Regions from separate parts of the Homo sapiens genome. Here region 2 is linked to region 1. A link is a contact called in ENCODE POLR2A ChIA-PET data. All regions are on one chromosome and are shown on one strand. Each heading gives the region's core, a stretch centred on a gene start or an enhancer-like site at or near the end of the contact. The rest is flanking DNA. Distances are from core to core; before and after follow the strand shown.

The links. ChIA-PET counts read pairs that join two places held with the same protein, here RNA polymerase II (POLR2A).
Region 2: POLR2A ChIA-PET joins it to region 1 with 18 read pairs in BJ. The contact joins the promoter of LINC02175 here to the enhancer-like site in region 1. POLR2A ChIA-PET finds 5 or more read pairs at or near these places in 3 of 52 experiments (A549, BJ and activated CD4-positive, alpha-beta T cell).

What each region holds. Positions count from the first base shown.
Region 1 is chr16:24,849,050-24,851,749 of GRCh38, forward strand. The region is part of intron 2 of SLC5A11 (solute carrier family 5 member 11); the gene reads left to right. Among named protein-coding and RNA genes, the nearest start is that of SLC5A11, 4.4 kb to the left of the region's middle. Within about 2 kb of position 1,427, at least 3 of the 41 ENCODE cell types and tissues checked have a DNase peak (open chromatin) inside an H3K27ac peak, as active enhancers do.
Region 2 is chr16:25,065,365-25,068,210 of GRCh38, forward strand. It overlaps LINC02175 (long intergenic non-protein coding RNA 2175), which reads left to right and starts at 1,523. Exons shown (of 2, transcript NR_135197.1): 1 at 1,523-2,282; 2 at 2,415-2,846. RefSeq lists a silencer at 1,426-1,815.

The DNA of each region.
Region 1 (2,700 bases), core at 177-2,676:
CTCTTGGTGCTTAGATGTAGTGCCTGGCACATAGAGGTGCTCACAGACCACTTGATAAGTGAACAAATGGACTAATGCCTTATAGATGACTCAGGTTTCTGGCAGGAGTGGCAGAGTGGCTGCAGCTGTCATTTAGTGAGGTGGGGAAGACTGGAAGAAGCACGTGCTTGGGCTGGAAAGCTTGGTCTGTAACTCGCACGTGTGAACTTTCAGACATCTATTAAGTAACAATGAGAAGCCGGGCACGGTGGCTCACGCCTGTAATCCCAGCACTTTGGGAGGCCGAGGCGGGTGGATCACCCGAGGTCAGGAGTTCAAGACAAGCTGGGCAACATGGTGAAACCCCATCTCTACTAAAAACACAAAAATTAGCCAGGCGTGGTGACACATGCCTGTAATCCCAGCTACTCGGGAGGCTGAGGCGGGAGAATCGCTTGAACCCGGGAGGCAGAGGTTGCAGTGAGCAGAGATTGCACCACTGCACTCCAGCCTGGGTAACAGAGCGAGACTCTGCCTTGGGGGCAAAAAAAAAAAAAAAAAAAAAATATATATATATATATATATATATATATATCCATGAGAGATGCCACGTTGGCATTTGGATGGACAGGTCTGGGCTCAGAAGGTGCTCTGTGATGTCTATTCTCTCTGGAATAATGAGACAAGATCATCCCTGAAAGGCAGGTGAAGGACAACGCTCTGCCGGGTCCCCTGCACTCACTGGGCATATGCCCTGTTACCCTGCTGTGGACCATTCAGGGAACGCTGCCCTGCCCTGCCATGCCTAGAATTTATTTCCAGATACCTGAAGCCGTGGCTCTTGCTAACGGACTAGGGGTGATCCTGGCCTCTGCTTCAGCCTCAAATCCTGAGATGTCTTTTTAAAATTTTTTATTTTATTATCATTATTATTATCTATTATTTGAGACAGGGTCTGGAGTGCAGTGGTGCAATCACAGCTCACTACATCCTCAACCTCTTGGGCTTAAACAATCCTTCTGCCTCAGCCTCCCAAATAGCCAGGCCCACAGACACACAGCACCATGCCCAGCTAATTTTTAAAAATTTGTTGTAGAGGAGAAAAAAAAAAGGGTCTCACTACATTGCCCAAGCTGGGCTCAAACTCCCGGCCTCAAGCGATCTTCATGCCTTGACCCCCCAGAATGCTGGGATTATAGGCATGAGCCATTGAGCCCAGCCAGGATCTGTCTTTTTGGCCTTTTTGTAGAGATCTCTCTGTTTCTATGAACCCCATGGCATCAACGGGTGGAGGAGGCCAGGGGTGGTCATTTAGCTCCTTATTCCTGCAGTTCTAGTCCCAGACAGCCCTTCTCTGCCTTCCAGGACTGACTCTTTTCCTCTTGTAGGGCTGCCTCCACTAGGCTCCCTAGACCCAGGCCAGGCCAGGGCACAGCTTGCTGCAGTGCAGCAGGCAGTCAGCGCCACTGCAGCCCAGGAGTGGTAGGAAAGGGTGCGAGTGGCTTCCAGCCTGGGTGATGAGACCCGTGCCAGTCCTTATCACATCTGGAATTTTCCCCACCAAGGTCCACGTGTCTCGGGGTAGTTAGGAGCTCTAGAGTTAAACCTGGGTTGGAGCCCTGCTTCAGTCATTTACTAGCAGTGTGGCCTTAGACCCGGCCTCAGCTTTGTTTTCCTCACCTGTACAATGGAGTTAATCAGAGTCCTTGTAGGGAGGCTGTGACTTCAAAACATGATTCATGCACATATGTGGCCAAGGTTTGCCTAACCACAAAGTTTATTCGTTTTTTTTTTTTCTTTAAGACAGAGTCTTGCTCTGTCACCCAGGCTAGAGTGCAGTGGTGAAATTTCAGCTCACTGCAACCTCCACCTCCCAGGTTCAAGCGATTCTTCTGCCTCAGCCTCCCAAGTAGCTGGGATTACAGGAGCCCACCACCACGCCCTGCTAATTTTTGTATTTTTAGTGGAGACAGGGTTTCATCACGTTGGCCAGGCTGGTCTCGAACTCTGGACCTCAAGCAATCCACCTGCCTCAGCCTCCCAAAGTGCTGGGATTACAGGCATAAGCCACTGCACCCGGCCTAGTTTATGCTCCTTTTATTTTTATTTTTATTGTTTTTAGAGATAGGGTCTCACTCTGTCACCAGGCTGGAATGCAGTGGTGCAATCATAGCTCAATGCAGTCTCAAACTCCTGGGCTTGGGCCCAGGGCAGTGGCTCACGCCTGTAATCCCAGCACTTTGGGAGGCCAAGGCAGGCGGATCACCTGAGGTCAGGAGTTCAAGACCAGCCTGGCCAACATGGTGAAACCCCATGTCTACTAAAAATACAAAAAAAGAAAAAAAAAATTAGCCGGACGTGGTTGCAAACGCCTGTAATCCCAGCTACCTGGGAGGCTGAGGCAGGCGAATCGCTTGGGGGCAGGAGAATCGCTTGAAGCCAGGAGGCAGAGGTTGCAGTGAGCCAAGATTGCACCACTGCACTACAGTCTGGGGGACAGAGTGAGACTTCATCTCAAAAAAAACAAAACAAAACAAAACTCCTGGGCTCAAGCAATCCTCCTGCCTCAGCCTCCCAAGTCATGCTTTCTTTAAAAAAAATGGTTTTATAAAATGGACGGGGAACAGAACAAGTACTCTGTATTTAATCACATTACACATACAATGAACATGCCTACTGCTTTTTACAAACCTGTGACGTATGTCTAATTATTAACCTCAT
Region 2 (2,846 bases), core at 273-2,772, 220 kb after region 1:
TGTGTTCGGCCATCCCCGTATCTCTGGGGGTGGGGACAGGGGCGGGGGCAGGAGCGTGGGGGGAAGGAATCCCTCTTTCATCAATGGAGTAAAGAGTGTGAATAAAACGATTGGCATCACAAACAGTGTGGCCCATCCTTGATTGAGGACCCCTGGTTAGCTTTAACTAGCTGCTCCTTTACTAAGTAGCTGGTTTTGTTTGTTTGTTTATTTATTTATTTAGAGACGGAGTCTTGCTCTGTCTCCCGGGCTGGAGTGCAGTGGCGCGATCTCAGCTCACTGCAACCTCCTCCTCCCGGGTTCAAGCGATTCTCCTGCCCCAGCCTCCCAAGTAGCTAGGACTACAGGCGCCCACCACCACACCAGGCTAATTTTTGTATTTTTAGTAGAGACGGGGTTTCACCATACTGGCCAGGTTGGTCTTGAACTCCTAGACCTTGTGATCCACCCACTTCAGCCTCCCAAAGTGCTGGGATTACAGGAGTGAGCCACCGTGCCCGGCCTAAGTAGCTGGTTTTATAAGGCGGCCAGGACTATTGAGAACATCACTGCCAGTTGCTGGCCAGCTTGCCCTTCAGCTAATGAGTTTTGTTATCTCAGTAGGTGTTGCCACTTCTTCCCACCCTGACGAACGTTAATGGACTGTATCTCCTTGTGAGGTCCCATCAGGTGTGGCCCGTGTCGGCCAGGTGGTTTCCCAGGCTCCCACCTGGGGGCAGCAGCAACACGACATCCTAACGGGTGGGTGCCTGAGTTCCACTAGAGTGAGGCTAGACTCTGTGGTCTTTGGTCTAGCCTCATGACCATCGCTCCATCACCGGCTGCTTGGGACAGCCAGGCAGACACTGTTTGGGAAAGTGTTCCAGCATAGTCCTGTGGATAACCCTTTTTCCTTTCCCCAAACACCAGGGTTTTTGGAACCATCACCTGGGAAGATTTAGGAATGGCTCCCTGGTGGTCTCCTAACAGCCTAAAGACCCCATGGGCTTTTCTTGGCGGTGTTGCTTATCTGCATGCCAAAGGACCAATCCTGTGGGCAAGGGGCTCGATGGCCCCACCTGGACCCTAGACAAAATGAACGTACTAGGGGGATCCCAGCACTGAAGATTTGCCTGGCCTTCCTGGGGGAGCAGTATGGCCGCCCACGGAGCCGGCTGCTGGTCTCCCTTTCCCATAACCTCCCGGAAGATCCACACCACGAATGATCTGATGGGGACAAAAACCCCGGGACTCGAGGGACCGTTGCGGCGGACCCTTAAAACACCTGGCAATCCCATTAAATTGAAACATGGTACATATTTTGCTCTTCTAGTTTTGGCTAATACGTTCTATTTAAAGGGTCTCCCAGCCACAGTTTGCCAGCGGGCAGGCGGCGCCGCAGGAAGTGACCGGGCAAGAACGGGGGTCGCCGCCCAGCTCGGCCTTCTGGTCTCTGCGCCCTCGGCCTGGGGCTCCAGGCCACAAGGGGAGGCCGTGCTGGGCGGGCCCGAAGGGGGTGGGCGGGGCCCCGGAAGAGACGTGGGGGCGGGGCCAACGGACCGCGGAGGCGGAGCCGCTACAGTCTGGGCGCTGGAGCGGTGGGAGCAGCGCTCGTCCGCCGTTGGGGCCCCCAGCCCGCGCGCGTGAAGCAGCTAGCCGACCAAGCCCCGGAAGGCGAGTGCCGGAGGGGGCGGGACAGCTCCTCCGGGGCCAGCGGGCACCAGGCTTGGGGGCTGAGGCCCAGCGGCCCGAGACCAACTGGGCTGACCGAGGCCGCCTCCCCGCCAGCCCTGGGGTCCACTGCCCGGGGAGCAGCTCCCTTCCCAGGTCAGACTCGGGCTTCATCCTCTCTTGCCGCGCGCCGAGCGGTTTTCAACTCTCACTGCTAGAATTCCTCCAACCACCCAGGATAGCAGGACCGAGATACATGGCCACCCATGACCCGGAGCGTCCACTTCCAGGGACAGGCAGTGGTGATTGGCTTCGGTTGTCATCTGTGCCATCTGTCCATGGTTCGAGAAGCTGCTGTTCACGTTTTGGGGAGGATCATGGTTTGAGGGCTCCCGTGGTAGAATTTGGGGAGCTCTCATAGGCAGAAGGCTGAGAAAAGTTGGTGCTGTGGGAAGTCAACTGGCAGCCGATGGAGTCGGGACCCGGGAGGAATGGAAAGGGAACCCAGATAGGAAGCTACTGCAGTAGGCTCAGAGAGGTGATGACGGCAGGGCTAAGACAGCGGCCTTGGGCGGTGACTGGGAAGAACGTTGAACACCGTGTTTGGGCTGAAGAAAAGAGCAAGGGAAGAGGTGAGGAACTTCAGGTGAGGGTTGATGTAGATGTTACTTACACAGGTAACAGACATTCTTCACCTTTTCATTGTTTTACAATGATTCATTCTCTCTCTCTCTAACATATAATTGTGATATTTTCACCTGTAGTCCCAGCTGCTCTGGAGTTTGAGGCAGGAGGATGGCTTGAACCCAAGAGGTGGAGGCTGAAGTGAGCCAAGATCGCGCCACTGCACTCCAGCCTGGGCGACAGGGCAAAACCCTGTCTCTAAAAAGAACTTTTTAAAAAAGCACCTGTAGATTTAAGCACATAATAACTACACTTTTGTCTGTTTTATTATGATATCAAAGTTAAATTTATGATGAATGACTAACTGGACAAAACTGAGAGCAACCACCACAGAGGTGAATATACTGAATGTATAACACTCTCTAATAATTTTAAGAACTCCGCTCTAATGAGCAGATATCACAGAAAGAGACTTTTCAGATGAAATACCGATGACCAGGAAATCTGTGAGACCATTTTAAAAAATTCGAAGTCATTGAAGAAATGCAAAGCTTCCAGGCTCCACTTTTCAC